2 separate regions of the Homo sapiens genome follow, and region 2 is linked to region 1. A link is a contact called in ENCODE Hi-C or POLR2A ChIA-PET data. All regions are on one chromosome and are shown on one strand. Each heading gives the region's core, a stretch centred on a gene start or an enhancer-like site at or near the end of the contact. The rest is flanking DNA. Distances are from core to core; before and after follow the strand shown. Region 1 overlaps LOC101928354 (a long non-coding RNA gene). Region 2 overlaps LOC105374945 (a long non-coding RNA gene).

The links. A loop is a pair of places that touch in the nucleus more often than their neighbours do. ChIA-PET counts read pairs that join two places held with the same protein, here RNA polymerase II (POLR2A). Pooled maps may share reads with other maps.
Region 2: a pooled map shows a loop between it and region 1 (4-fold over the local background). The contact joins two enhancer-like sites. A Hi-C loop is called at or near these places in 1 of 168 maps with a recorded cell type or tissue (esophagus muscularis mucosa) and 3 of 50 pooled maps. POLR2A ChIA-PET finds 5 or more read pairs at or near these places in 3 of 52 experiments (AG04450, GM12878 and activated CD4-positive, alpha-beta T cell).

The regions. Positions count from the first base shown.
Region 1 is chr6:14,708,215-14,715,869 of GRCh38, reverse strand. All of the region lies in intron 1 of LOC101928354 (a long non-coding RNA gene), which reads left to right. Among named protein-coding and RNA genes, the nearest start is that of LINC01108, 430 kb to the right of the region's middle. Within about 2 kb of position 4,654, at least 6 of the 41 ENCODE cell types and tissues checked have a DNase peak (open chromatin) inside an H3K27ac peak, as active enhancers do.
Region 2 is chr6:14,853,432-14,860,530 of GRCh38, reverse strand. It overlaps LOC105374945 (a long non-coding RNA gene), which reads left to right. Exons shown (of 5, transcript XR_007059473.1): 5 at 1-115. Among named protein-coding and RNA genes, the nearest start is that of JARID2-DT, 390 kb to the left of the region's middle. RefSeq lists an enhancer at 2,749-2,878. Within about 2 kb of position 2,855, at least 5 of the 41 ENCODE cell types and tissues checked have a DNase peak (open chromatin) inside an H3K27ac peak, as active enhancers do.

The sequences.
Region 1 (7,655 bases), core at 3,405-5,904:
ACAGTGTCCAGGTGTAGAGCAGGGTCAGACACACATGTGGATGAAATGAGAACTCGGGAGACCGGAGTGGAGGAGAGTAAGCTCGTGCCACCACAGTGGACAGTCAGGCAGAGCCCGAGGGCTCCAGAGCTGCTGAAGTGTGGAGTTGGGGACTTTCGTATAGGGATGGCTTTGCCAGTGGGTGCAAGGCATCCCTTAGGGACACTGCTATGAAAGGGAAAAGAGAAGCAGGAATGATGGAGAGAGAACCAGGCACCCAATTTTGACACACCCCAGTTCTCCCTAATGGAGCTGGCTGGAAGGTGTGACAAAATGCCTAAGAAATGCTCTCCAAACCCACTCTCCTGCCTTTCTCTCTTTTCCAGATCAGTGTCTCCACTTCCCTGTTCCCTTGGGCCCTCTGTGAAAGGTAGACTGATCCTCGGTGAAGGCTTTGTTAAACCCAGCCTCAATGCATGCCCTGAAAATGAATGAACGAACACTAAGGAAGGAGGCTGCAGAGGGGATTTTTCGAGACTGCATCAGTGTTGGTCACCTGCCTCCTTTTGGCTATAATAGGAGTCATGCAGCTTAAAAACCCTGACTGCTGATTTGAAAATTTACCTCATGCAGTGATTGATAATAGAAGCTTTCAGAAATGAATAAAAAAAGAGGGGGAGGGGATGGCAAGTGAGTGCTGGGGAAACATATGTGGATAAATGTTCAGATGTTGCAAACGAGGATGATTAAAACTTGAACCATTCATCTTCACCCAGTGGTGTTCGGATGTCCAAATTTGCCATGTCTGTGTTATAGGTAGGGAAACAGAGGCACAGGGAAGGGAAAGAGGCTGGCAAGCTCTCAAGTTCATCTTGGTATCATTTTTTAGGAGGGGTACAATGACCAGGTCACCTCTGGTGGCTTATTTTGAACCAACCATTTGCAGAAAAGTGAAGCCCGATCCTTCTCATGCGTTGTCTTCTACAATTGCAGTAGCCATCTGACAGATAATAGAATAATAGGAAGATGTTGCCTTGGACAATGGGCCAGCCAAAGAGCTGAATGAGAGACACTAAAATAAATAAATAAATATTCTAAAAAAGGCATTTTGACAGAAAAATTCTCCAAAGAGGGGAGGCATTCTCTTGTCTTTTCCTATCCACCTTTGCAGCAGGGTATCTTTTCCCCCTCACTTGGAGTCTTTCATCAGCTTTGGGCCCTTTCCTAGCTCCTCTGCTCTTTTAGAGACTTTTTTTTCAGGGGCCATGTAGTGGTTTAGATTTTAATGGAAGTATGTTAGGTGGGGCCTGGCTTCCATTATGCTGAGCTCAGGCCTAGTGATGTGATCTGTCCTCTTCACTGTTGTCAGGGAAGAAAAGAAGGAAGGGAGGAAGAAAAGGAAGAGAGGAAGGAAGGAAGGAAGGAGGGGAGGAAGGAAGGAAGGAAGGAAAGAAGGAAGGAAGGGAGGGAGGAAGGGAGGGAGTTAAATTAAGTTTAGCCCTAAAGCTATCTCCCTACATATTTTAAGTTCAGCCTAAAGGTTTCTCTGTACACAGTAAATGGTCACCCACCTGGACATGTAAACAGACTGTAATCTATTATTGTGCCAATCACCAAATTTTGGCCAATCACAGGGGGCCAACTGTTCAAGCCCTGTTCAAGTAAGGCAAACACCAGATTGTGACCAATCCAGCTGTTTCTGTACCTCACTTCTGTTTCCTGTCCATCACTCTCCTTTTACTGTCCATGAGTCTTCCACCATGTGGCTATGCTGGAGCCCCTCTCAACCTATTCTGGTTCAAGGGCTGCCTGATCCACGAATCATTATTTGCTCAATTAAACTCGGTTAAATTTTATTTGTCTAAGGTGTATCTTTTAACAGAGGGAGAGAAGAAGGAACTTATAGCAACTATCACGATGACAGTCGTATCATGCGTTCTTAGAAAAACAACCCTGAGGGTCGGCAATGGCTTTAGTATACTGAAGGGAATTTATAGTCGAAAACAATTAGTTTTAAAATGCAGCTGCACAGTCAAAACACTTGAAGAACTTAAAAACAATACTGGTGCCTGAGCCGCATTCCCAGAGAGCCTGGGGTGGAGACTGGACATCAGCACTTTTAAAGTCTCCCCTGGAGGCTGCAAAGCGCAGCCAGGGTTGAGAATCACTGTTCTAGATGGATCCCTCCTCGCATCCAGGAACAGCTGTTTGGAATAGAATCTTTGGATGGTGGAGTTTTTCACATGGTGAAAGGGTTGGGAACTTGTGTGGGAGAAGGCTCTGGAAGCAGAAGAACAATGGGAAGAGCTTTGATATCATCCAAGGTGGTCGTGGAGAGACTTGGCTGAAAGGTCCTTCACACCAACCTGGGGATGGGGAGATTTGATTTCATACTCGGGGTTCAGGAAGCAGAGAATTTTCTGCTCTCTACAGTTGAGAGCAGCCTGGGAGGACATCCAGCCTCTTCTACTCCCCTGCTGTGTTTTCTAGGCTTTGTAATCTGCCGTTTGGTTTCCTGGAGTGACCTACCGCCTAGGAAGGGAGCGCCCTGGACAGGCAGCTGGTCTCAGTTCTCCGGCCAGGAATACAGGAGAACCTTACATAACCCTGCAATTGAGCTCTTGGAAAGGAATGGCTGCCTGATGCAAAAATGCTTAATGAGAGGTGAACAATTAATGGAGGATGGGGCTCTGTTCCCAGGCCAACTAGGAGTGAGTGGTGACGGGTGCACAGGGTCTCGGAGTCACCCTGGGGCTGTGCTCATTCCTGACTCATCAGCAGCTCACTCACGACAGGCACATGCTGATGTCTCCATAGTTTGTCCCCAGGCAAGCATTCTGTTTCTATCTTGGTCTTGCCCTGCACACTCAGTTTTGGTATTTTAAAGGATTTGCTAATAATGTTCCTTTAGAATCGTTTTGTGGATCTGTCTTTCCCTTCCTTCTTTCCTTTGTGAGGGTTGTCTGGCATCTTTTTTTTACTCCCTGGCTGGTTATTCACAAACCAGAGGAACAGTCCTCATGTACATCAAACTTACCTCTCAACTCTCCAGGTGCTAAACCTTCTCATGGAGAAGAACAAACTTGACTGCTAGCCCATTCTGCAGCAGAATTCTGAGAGCTAGGGCAGGCTCTGTTACAGGTCAGGAGAATTGGCCTGATTAGAAACCATTTGAGGTAGGGAATGGGGGCTCACACCTGAATCCCAGCACTTTGGGACACTGAGGCCAGGAGTTGGAGACCAGCCTGGTCAATACATGAGACCCTGTCTCTACAAAAAAAAAAAAAAAAAAAAAAAAAAAAAAAATTTTTAGTACTCCGAATAAATGTATCTGTAAAAGGAAAGCCACAGTAATTCAGAGTCATGGTTTATATACCTATTTCACATAAGATGCCACTGTATCTTCTCCTACAATTAATAAGTTGTCTTTTTAGTACAATTCAGGTCTCTTTGCTTTTGGGTCTTAGAAGCCTAATTTTCTAGGCTCTGGCTATCTTTGACTACTAATAATATCATAAAACTATGATAATGATAATAACTCTTATTTATAAGAGTTGATATCAGGCACTGGTGTAAGGGCTTTCCTTACGTTACTGAATCTAATCCGTACATAAGATCAGTGTAGTCAGCATGATTAGTATCATCTCTAGGTTACACATGAGGGAATCAGGGCTTAGAACATCTGAGAAAATCCAGTGACGATAGAGTTTGAATTCAAATTGACATCATTCTGATTCCAGAGCTGATTCTTAGCCATGTCATATTCTAAGTGACGTTGAGATGACACGCATGATCTCATTCAATCATGTGGCTTTAAAATCCATCTATATGATGGGTGAGCCTCAAATTTATATCTCTAACTTAAACCCTCCCCAGGCTTGGGGATGCAACTGCCTGCTGTCATTGTCAGTCCAATTTCTTTCTTTCTTTTTTTTGAGATGGAGTCCCACTCTGTCACCCAGGCTGGAGTGTAGTGGCACGATCTTGGCTCACTGCAACCTCTGCCTCCTGGGCTCAAGCAATTCTTCCACCTCAGCCTCCTGAGTAGCTGGGACTACAGGTGTCTGCCACACCCAGATAATTTTTGTATTTTTAATAGAGGTGGGGTTTCACCATGTTGGCCAGGCTGGACTCAAACTCCTGACTTCAGGTGACCCACCCGCCTCAGCCTCCCAAAGTGCTGGGATTACAGGCGCCCAGCCCCTCAGTTGAATTTCTAACAGGCACCTCACACCTAAGCTGACCTAACAAGCTTGTTCTTGCCCCCTTGCTCTCCCTGCTCCCTCAGTAAATTTGTCTCCATTCAGTTACTCAGGCCTCGATGAAGGAGTCACCCTTGACTCCTCTCTTTCACAGCTCACATGGACACCATCAGCAAATCCAGTGGGATGCCTGTATTCAGAATCCATCCACTCCTTCCCTCCTCCACTGTTGCTGCTCCTCTACTGTCTGTTTTCAACACAGATGTCAGAGTGAGTCAGCTTTTGTCACTTCCTTGCTCAAAATCTTATCTCATTCAGAGAGTTCCAGTTAGTAAGTTATCATCTTTCAGCTCCAAAGCCTTCCTTCAATACTTGATTCTATGCTGGGCCCCTGAACACTGCATTTCTCCTTTGTTGGGCTCCTTGTTGCACTCAGCCAGTAGGGGTTGCTAGAGAGGCTCCTACTCTTTCCCATGGGTATCCTGTCTGCCTGTGGCTCCTGTGTGCAGCACCCCAGTACTGCTGCTTCATCTTGGCAGCAGCAGTTTCTTCCTGTAGCAGCTGTTCAATCTACGTTGCAATTTTTCCTACACTCAAGAACCAGACTCATTGTGCCTTTTTAGGGCCACAGCACTGACTGCCATTGCCCCATCTTTGAGGTTTGGGTTCTAGCCCCATGGGACTGTTTTCTAAGCTTCTAAATTTTAATTATCCGACAGCCCCCTTTTTCTTCTGCCAGCCCCAGGGGTGGAGCTTCCTGAAGTTGTTATACGAAAGACACCTTAGAGTTGTCTTTTTACTCTTTCAGTTACCTGGTTAAGACTTTATTCCTAGAAAATTATTCTTTATATTAAATTAGCCGTGTTAAAATAACTGGTGTGGCTTCTGTCTCCTGGTTAGGCCCTGACTGATGTGCTGAGTTAAAGGTGAAGTCCTTAAAATGGTTTGCAAGGTTGCAAGCGATCTGGCTTCCGGCCACCTCTCCTGTCTTAGCTCCTTCCACTGTCACCGTCATTCCTCGCTCCTTTTGGCCCCTTGCTGTTCTGTAAACACACCAATCCCTCTCCTGCCTCACAGTCTTGGCCCTTTCTGATCCCTTTGCCTGAAAAACCCTGCCCTGCAATTCTACATGGCCTCTCTTTCCCCTGCTTGGGTCTTCCTGAGATGTTACCTCTTCAGTGAGACCTTCCCTGACCGCACCACATAATCCACATCCCCCACTCCCCCCACCCCTGCCTGGATGATTTCTGTCCTTCTTAATCTGCCTTGCTTTTTCCATAGCACCTATCACCATCTGATAGTCTGTTTATTCATACTTGATTATTTGTTAATTCCTGTGTCCCCCTAACTAGCAAATAAACACCCCAACAAGGCAGAACTTTTCCTACTTTAGTGATTGCTACATCCCAGACTTTATAACAGTGTCTGGCGCATATAAATGCTTGAAAAGTATTTGTTGAGTGAATAGTAAAATTGAAGTTCTGGACTGTCAGGATTAAGACTGTCCTAGGCCCGGTGCTAGAGGGAGAATCCTAAAGAGGACGCTGGCCTTAGAGGAAAATGGTAATCATGCTTCCCACACCACATGTCAGGGAGAGCAGATGGCAGTGTCAGCTCACAGTTCGCATGAGTTTGGGGTGTACTTTTGAAGACTGAGTAATGTCTTTTCTCTCCCTTCTCCAAATTGCTATTGTTAGACCTGAAAAAGCCTGTAATAAAATTTGGAAGCTACTGAGTTTATGACATCTCAACTTTACCCTCCATTTCCACCCCAAATGGCTTTTGAACTGACACTGAATTGCTGCCTTATTAAATACCATCCTGAGAACTTTACAGAACATTTTAAGTGATGCCGAGCTCCCATGAGCTTCAATCATAATGGAAGAGCCTGGGACCGTTGGTTGTCAGCTTTTTCTTGTCATCTACATGGGGACTGTCTGTGAGGGTGTGTCTGCTGGGTGAAGTGCCACACCTCGCTTCCGAGACGGGGCCTAGCTCGCTAATCCAAGAGGGCTAGCAACATTTGCAAACCAGGAAGAGGCAAGAGAGGACTTTCTTAACAGTAGCAGTTACTGGAGACCTAACTTCTGAGGGTTGCAGGTTGAATTGTCCCTAATTCCTGGGGATGACAGGTTCCACTCTGCCCTGCCAGATTATGGGGACGCTCCCTGAATTACAGTGGCAGCTGTTGGGTTCCACTGCTGCGACTCATCTCTTCAGTCTTGTTGGCCTTGGATCTCAGCCACCCGAGTTTCAGAAGGTGGTAAGCTGGCCAGTGTTCTTGGCCCCAGAACACGGTTGTGATTGGTGCCATGTTAAATGCGAGTAGCAATTATGGCTGCCGATTTGAAAGGAGGCTGAACACGCTGGCTTTCATCGGGTCACCTTTGCTTGGCCACATGAGACTTTCCACTTAGGAAAATGAGGGCTGAATTCTTGATCCAGACAGGCTCTTTCAAGGTGTTGCGTTTCTGCTCTCAGATAAGACAACCCTGTGAAGTTGGGTGCTTTCTGCACTGTCACTGAACTTGGTGCCCTGTGAAAGGAGATTCTCTCTCTTTTTTTTTTTTTGAGATGGAGTCTTGCTCTGTTGCCCAGGCTGGAGTGCAGTGACGCGATCTCGGCTCATGCAACCTCTGCCTCCCAGGTTCAAGTGATTCTCCTGCCTCAGCCTCCCGAGTAGCTGGGGCTACAGGCATGTGCCACCATGCCTGGCTAATTTTTTGTATTTTTAGTAGAGACAGGGTTTCACTATGTTGGCCAGGCTGGTCTCGAACTCCTGACCTCATGATCCGCCCGCCTCAGCCACGTAAAGTGCTGGGATTACAGGTGTGAGCCACCATGCCCGGCTGAAAGGAGATTCTTAAATACACAAAATCCTTCACTCCAAGGGTTTAGATTTTTTGCTCAGTTTTAGCTGCAGACTTTGCTCAGTTTAGAGCTACTAGGGCTTTAGTTTACTGTGCCATATTTGAAACTAAAAGTCTGAATTATGCTTTATTTTTTGCATGTGTTATAGATAGCACGTAATGAATAAGCACCCTCAGAATACCTAGCACCATGTTAGGGAAACACAACGCTGAGGCCTTGGTCGTTGTCCTCAGGAAACTCTCACTGTATTTACGGTCCAAAAGGAGGTCCAATAAAACAAGACTATATATAAGCATTAAAATATCTATAGAAAGTCAGAGGAGAAACAGGTAGTTGTGGATCTGTGTTTGTTGGAGAAGGCTTGATTGGAATGTGAGGTGGCCTTGAGGAAAGAGTGCAGATTTCGATTAATTGGGAGAAGGAGAAAGGCCGGTAAGGCCAGGGGGGCTTGAACAAGGTTTGGTGGCAAGAATCTGTGTAGTATCCATGGTGCTCTGCAAGTGGATGAGCCCTCTCCAAGGGAATCATTAGGAGGGAGATGAGCAGATGGGAAGGACAAAGCATTGGAGGACACCCAATTGGGTTGGGTAGACAGGATATGTG
Region 2 (7,099 bases), core at 1,606-4,105, 150 kb before region 1:
AGAGAACCAGATGGTTGGAGGGACAAGGTTAGGTGGGAGACTTTGATAAACAGTATTTGTACCTTTTGAATTTTAAACAGCGTAAATGTTATTAAAGTTATATACTCACAACAAACAAATGTATACACTTTGATTTTTCTTTTCGTTTATGTGTTTGTTTTAGCAATGGTGGTTTTGATATATTACCCAGGCTGGAGTACGGTGGCTATACACAGGCGTGATCATCGTGCATCACAGCCTCAAACTCCTGGGCTCAAGTATCCTCCTGCTTCAGCCTCCTCAGTAGCTGGGATTACAGGTGTGTGCCACTTGCACTTAGCTTGATTTTTATTTTTATTGAAAGGAGACCTTTTTATGACGTGGGAGGAAACGTGGCATTAGTTTCCTTAGATAATAATTTCTAAGGATAATTTAGGAAGCATGGATTATTAAGAAGTAGGCAAAAAGGGTTAACACAGTGGTCAGTGTGCAGGTTCCCAAGTCACACTACTTAGATTCACATTCAGGCTCGGTACTTTCTGTGTGACTGTGGGCAAGTTTTCTCTTCAAATGAGGGATAATAATAGTTCCCAACACCTAGGACTGTGGTGAGGATAAAATGAAAGAATGGGTGTGTAACCTGCATAAAGTCAGGTCCCACGTGGTCCTGTCTTAGCTTAAAGTCACTTCCAGAGAAAAGAACAAATTCACAAGGAAGCTTAGTGGAAAGCAAGTCAAGTGTTTACTGTGGTTTCTTAAGAAAATTTCAACAGCATATGCCTAAGAAATACTAAGCTTTAGAAAATTTCTTGGCTTCAACTTGCCCACCCCTCACTTCTAACAGAGCATACTTGAAAAACCCTCCTCAGTGCACTCTTCATCCCAACAGCAGACTTCTCATGCTCACCTGCCATGCTTGCTTTGAGCTATTTTTGTTTGTTTGTTTCTGCCAGAGGTTCTTCCCATTGCAAATATAAATCTTGCCTCTCAGGCTTACAGTATTTTTTCCCCAGTCTGTGAATTAAGGCCTGTGAGCTGAGGATATGGGAAAATGCCAAGGGAATCAAGTCAGAATTTTACTAGTGGAAGTGGAGGTGAGCAGACATAAGAGAGGATGGAAAAAAGGGCTTTAAAAATATTTTTATAATAATAATTTTTTGCCGCTGTTACATATGGAAGGAACTTATAACATTGCTTAGCATTGTAAGCACTCCATAAGTCTTAGCTATTAATATTATTCATAGTAACCACTTTCCTACAACCTGATAGTAATAATAACACCTAACATTTACTAAGAGTCTATTTACTGTGTGTCAAACACAGGTCTAGCACTTTATGTGAATTAATTCTTGTTAGTTTCCCAACACCACCATGCGGTAGGCCCTTTTATAACTCCCATTTTATAGATGGGGAAACAGACACAGGGAGATTAAGTGACTTGGTTGGAGTTACAAAGGAAGAGGGAGAGTCGAGACAGGCAGCCAAGCAGCCTGACTCTAGTTTCCATCTGAGCCATCATTTATATTGCCTTGAATTCACGTTTTCCGTTCTGTTGTAATGAGTCAGGGAACCAGCCAATTCAATCTTCTTATACTGAAAGTTTTCTGAGGGTTTTCTTCTGCTAGTTTTCACAACCCTTAGTGATGAGATCCCAAATGAGATATATAAGTAAACAGTAAGGATGGTGGGTGCCTTCATGTTCCTGGGAGGATAACTGCTGTCATTGTCATTGCCTTAGCTCTTTGGATACGAAAGCTTTCTGGTTAGGAACCAGAGAGAGGCTCCTACCAATGAATTATTAATGAATGCATTTGATATTTTTCTCCATTGCCTCCCCAATTGCCTATCTAAGGAAAACAGTGCTAACCAGATAAATTAAATGCCCTTTTACAAATTGACCTACTCTGGGGGATGTAATGGAATATATATATATATATATATATTTATTTATTTTTTGGTTTTTTTTTTTGAGACGGAGTCTCACACTGTCTCCTGGGCTGGAGTGCAGTGGCGCTATCTGCAACCTCCGCCTCACGGCTTCAAGCGATTCTTCTGCCTCAGCCTCCCAAGTAGCTGGAATTACAGGCGCCCACCACCATGCCCAGCTAATTTTTTGTATTTTTAGTAGAGACGGGGTTTCACTATGTTGGCCAGACTGGTCTGAAACTCCTGACCTCGTGATCTGCCTGCCTCGGCCTCCCAAAGTGCTGGGATTACAGGTGTGAGCCCCCGCGCCCTGCCATGTACTGGAATATTTGTTTCACAGTTGCTAGTGCTACAGTGTGTTTGTGTACTTTTGTATCAGGTTGTCCTGGAGCTGAATCCATCAATTCAGGGGGAGAGAAGGAGGAGGCTGCTCAGAAGAAAGAGTCCTGGCTTAGCTTTGGGTTTCATGTTAGAATTGTTTTGTGCAAAGTGAGAGAATCTTCCAGTCCATGCTTTGCTAAGAAAGAAAAGTATTTCCCAAATTCCAATAAGTTTCCATCTGCCTGTGAAAAGTAGACCCTGGAGGTCTGAGCACTGGGTGTTATTATCTTACACCATGATGTGCAGAACAGAGAATCTGACATAAGGAAATTATCTGTACTGCTGGACATGGAAAACCCTTCTAGTTGAGAGAGGAAGGACTGAGGAGAGAAGGAGAAAGGGAATAGGTGTGTTCTTAGTTTCTTCCTCAGAGTTCCAGTCTCTTGCTGAAGGCGGGGGTGGAAGTGGGGGCGCCGGTGGGGGGACGTGTGAGATGCGGGTAACACATCTCAGATAAGTTGCAGGAAGTTGACACTGAGGGGCGGTGCTCCCACTCCACATTCAGAGAATGAAAGGAGACCCCCCCACACACACCCCCGTGATGGTGCCCGAGGCTGAGGCGGGGCTTCCCCACAGAGAAGAAAAGAGGATGTGACGTGTCAGTGAAGAGAGCCTTACGCGGTGGTTCCACGCTTATGCCACACTGTGTTTTGGTGGGAGATGTGGACGGTAGCTGAGGTGTGGGCTGGGTGAGCCCACTGAGGGACTTCACCGGGGGAAGGGCAGAGTCTTCTGCATACGCAGCTAGAAGGTGGCTGCTGGAGTTGGCATCAATAGGGAGATGAAGCCTGACCCTGGGGCACTTGTGGGACCAGGGAGAGCTCAGGTGGACCAGGCGGTCAGCGGGCGGGAAGGCTAAGGTCCCCGGAGCAATGAGTGGGTGATGCCCCACTCAAAGAAGAGACGCAGAGTCACACCGGCCTTGGTGCTTCAGCAACAACAGCAGTGAGGACAGAGGCCGATGCCCAGGTGCAGGCAGGGGACACAGCAAGGAGCAAGAGCGAGGCCTGAGGCCTTCCTGTCACTGCTGGGAGGATGCCAGTGCTTATCTCTACCCCTACAGAAAGTGGGTAGGCTGAGTCCTGGAGAGAGAGGAGATGCCCTGCAAAACTGGGCACTTACTGGGAGACATTGGGTTACCCCAGAGAGACTGTTCCGAGCCAGGACATATGGAGTTCTTCCCTCCCTGGCTCCCGACACAGTAGTTGGAATTGGAAATTCTGAGCAAGTCAGAGAAGAACGTAAAATGTGTGTGTGCGTGTGTGTGCACACATGTATGTAATGTTGATCTGGTGATGCTTCAGGAAAAGCAGGTTCTTAGCTGAATTTTGTCCCTCCCCCCCCGTCAAATTCATATGTTAAAGCCCTAACTAATCTCCAGTTCCTCAGAATGCGACTGTATTTTGTCTTTTTTTTTTTTTTTTTTTTTTTTTGAGGTGGAGTCTCAGTCAGTTGCCCAAGCTGGAGTGCATTGGCGCGATCTCAGCTCACTGCAGCCTCCGCCTCCTGGGTTCAAGCTATTTCCATGTTTCAGGCTCCTGAGTAGCTGGGATCACAGGTGCCTGCCACCGTGCCTGGCTAATTTTTGTATTTTTAGTTGAGATGGGGTTTCGCCATGTTGGTCAGGTTGGTCTCAAACTCCTGATCTCAGGTGATCCAGCCGCCTTGGCAGGGATTACAGGCATGAGCCGTATTTCATCTTTAAAGAGGTAGTTAAGTTACAATGAGGTCCTATGGGCGATCCTTAATCCACCATGACTGTGTTCATGTAAAAAGAGGAGATGAGGACGCAGACACTCACAGAGGGAAGACCATGTGAGGACACAGTGGAAGACGCCATCTGCAAGCCAAGGAGGGAGGCCCCAGGAGACACCAACTCTGCTGACACCTCGACCTTAGACTTCCAGCTTCCAGAACTGTGAGAGAATACATTTCTGTGTCCGGCCACCAGTCTGCGGTATTTTGTTATGGCAGCCCTCAGAAACAAACACAGCAAGCAGACCATACCTGAATTATTAAACATTAGGATGAAGCCAGCAGTTACAGAGGTCCAGCAGTAAGTTACTGATGTGATGTAGATTATGAGTGTAGTGTAGATGTTGGTGTAATGTAGATAAGCAGCCAAAAAAGTGCTGGGTGAGGTGGCTCACGCCTGTAATCCCAGCACTATGGGAGGCCAAGGTGGGTGGATCACCCAAAGTTGGGAGTTCAAGACAAGCCTGACCAACATGGAGAAACCCCGTCTCTACTAAAAATACAAAATTAGCGGGGCGTGGTGGCGCATGCCTGTTATCCCAGCTACTCGGGAGGCTGAGGCAGGAGAATCGCTTGAACCCAGGAGGCGAAGGTTGTGGTGAGCCGAGATTGTGCCATTGCACACCAGCCTGGGCAAGAAGAGCAAAATTCCATCTCAAAAAAAAAAAAAAAAGCCAAAAAAGCAACATGTGTGGTGGAGAGGCCTGAGTGTTGAATAGTAACCCATGTGAGGCTATAAAACAGTTGAAAATGTGCTCCTTCATTAACTTTAATTTAGAGAACTCGGAATTTCTTCCCCATTATCTTCCCAAACCCATATAGTGCCAGGAGGGCAACTGCAATATAAATCAGTCCTCCCTTTCACCGCTTTCTCTCCTACCTTTGAAGAGTAATAATTCATGCTGAGCCAAAACAGAGTGATGTTGATTTTATAAGTGGTGCTATCTGTGTCCCTATCGCGGAAGGAGGTGATGGATGGTGCCAGTGTTGGCAGGGGAGAGTGAATCAGACGATGGTGGAGGAAGACCAGTAACAGTTCCCACCCCCATCCCAGTGAGAGGAATGTTGAAAGATTTGTTGTGGCTAGGACCATTTCCTCCAGCTCCCAACAAGCCATTTAATCCCAAATATCTTTATAAGCAGTCTTGTTGTTGTCTCTTCCTACGATGCCAGTTGCACTGGTCTTTTAGCACTGTGACAGACACTACTGGACTACAAACACAATGCGATTTATGATATCCATAAATCACAGGGCTAAATGGTATGATTCAATCTCATACTTGCAGCTAAGAAGTCAAAGGGAGGTGGTAATGATTTTAAATGTCGGACTGTTTTTGTGTCAAAAATGCATGATTTTGCACAACTTGAGGCCAATGTAAAGGCACTAGTAAAACTGTGTAGACTGTCACCCCACAAGGGCCGGGGGCTCTGTGTCCCTGGGCCTGTGGAGATGGTGTCTTATGCGGCTCCCACAATGTCCCTCTCACATTAGCAATTTTCTCCACTGTTCCCCTTCCAGGTGGGGACCACGTGGAGGAAGCAAGTATTGTGTTGTACAGCGAATGTGGCCTTGGATCAGTTACAGGCAAATGCGTTATTCTTACTTTGTTCCAGGATAAGCGACATTGCAGGACACTATTCATTACAACTTTATCTGTTTTGTGATAATCTGCCTCCCCAACTTCTTCATTTTCCTTCTCCTTCCCTGTCATATCAGCAATTAAACGATACTGCAACGGTGATGCTGCCACTAATTAATTTCTCCTCACATCGATGGAGACCTTTGGCTAGTGGGGCATAATGGAAAATAAAAAGAAGATCCCAAATGCAAGCATTCCATCTGTCCCTGATACGCTGGGATTTCCTGCAGTCGTGTTTGCTTTTCACCGTCCACTGAAAGATGTGCATAATCTGACAGCCTTGTGAAAGTAAGTCTTTTCTCCTTGAGTAGATACAGTGTGTAATTTTTTATTTTTATTTTTTTGAGACGGAGTCTCACTCTGTCACCCAGGCTGGAGTGCAGTGGCGCGATCTTGGCTTACCACAACCTCCTCCTCCCGGATTCAAGTGATTTTCCTGCCTCAGCCTCCCGAGTAGCTGGGACTACAGGCGCGCACCCCTATGCCTGGCTAATTTTTGTATTTTTAGTAGAGACTGGGTTTCATGATGCTGCCCAGGCTGGTTTTGGTTTCAATCTCCTGACCTCGTGATCCATCCGCCTCGGCTTTCCAAAGTGCTGGGATTACAGGCATAAGCCACTGTGCCTGGCCCATTTTCTTTTTCTTTCTTTCTTTTTTTTTTTTAATAATGGAATCTCAATTGGGCACCTGTGGGTCAAGCTCTATGCTGTTCCCATTTCTAATCCGTGTGTCTTTTTAGCTGGGAGTTGTTGTCAGCCCATAGGCTTTAAGTGCCTGGCATGAGCACAGAGGTCTTGCATCAGGTGTGTTTTGAGGAAGGGACCAGGATCATGCCTATAACTTACCTCTTCTCCTACAGGGTTCAGGTGCAATCAGCAACATTTATCAAGCAGTTCTGAGCTAGATGGCAAAGGCATACAAAAAGAGGAGTTCAGAGCGTTTCTGCCCTTGGAGGGGAAGTAGACCCTGGTCCTGGAAATTGGTACTTGAAACAAGGTGTCCAACAACTTAGGGTTGGTGGTCTGCCACAGGCTAAGCCAGCCATGAGGATTCAGAGGAAGACTGAATAGATACTTGGTATCTATTAGTGAAGTTGGCAGCCAAGAATACAATCTATTCACTCAAGAATGAATATTCTGAGTGTTTCTTCTTCTAAGGCTGAACTATTTGGGAAGGTTTGTATTTTCTTAGGGAATAATGATCAAGTGATTTGAGCATATCTTTTGGCTAAATGGCAGCTAGATATTATCTAATCTCATGGGTAGAGCGGCACCATTTAATTACCAGTTCTGAGGGAAGTATCGCAATGGTTTGTGTCTAATGAGCACATTTCTTCCCCAGATGCAAATGTCTTTCTTTGAATGCACACTTATTAGTTAGGTCTTATTTAGCCTCTTATGGGTAGAAGAGCAAGTAGT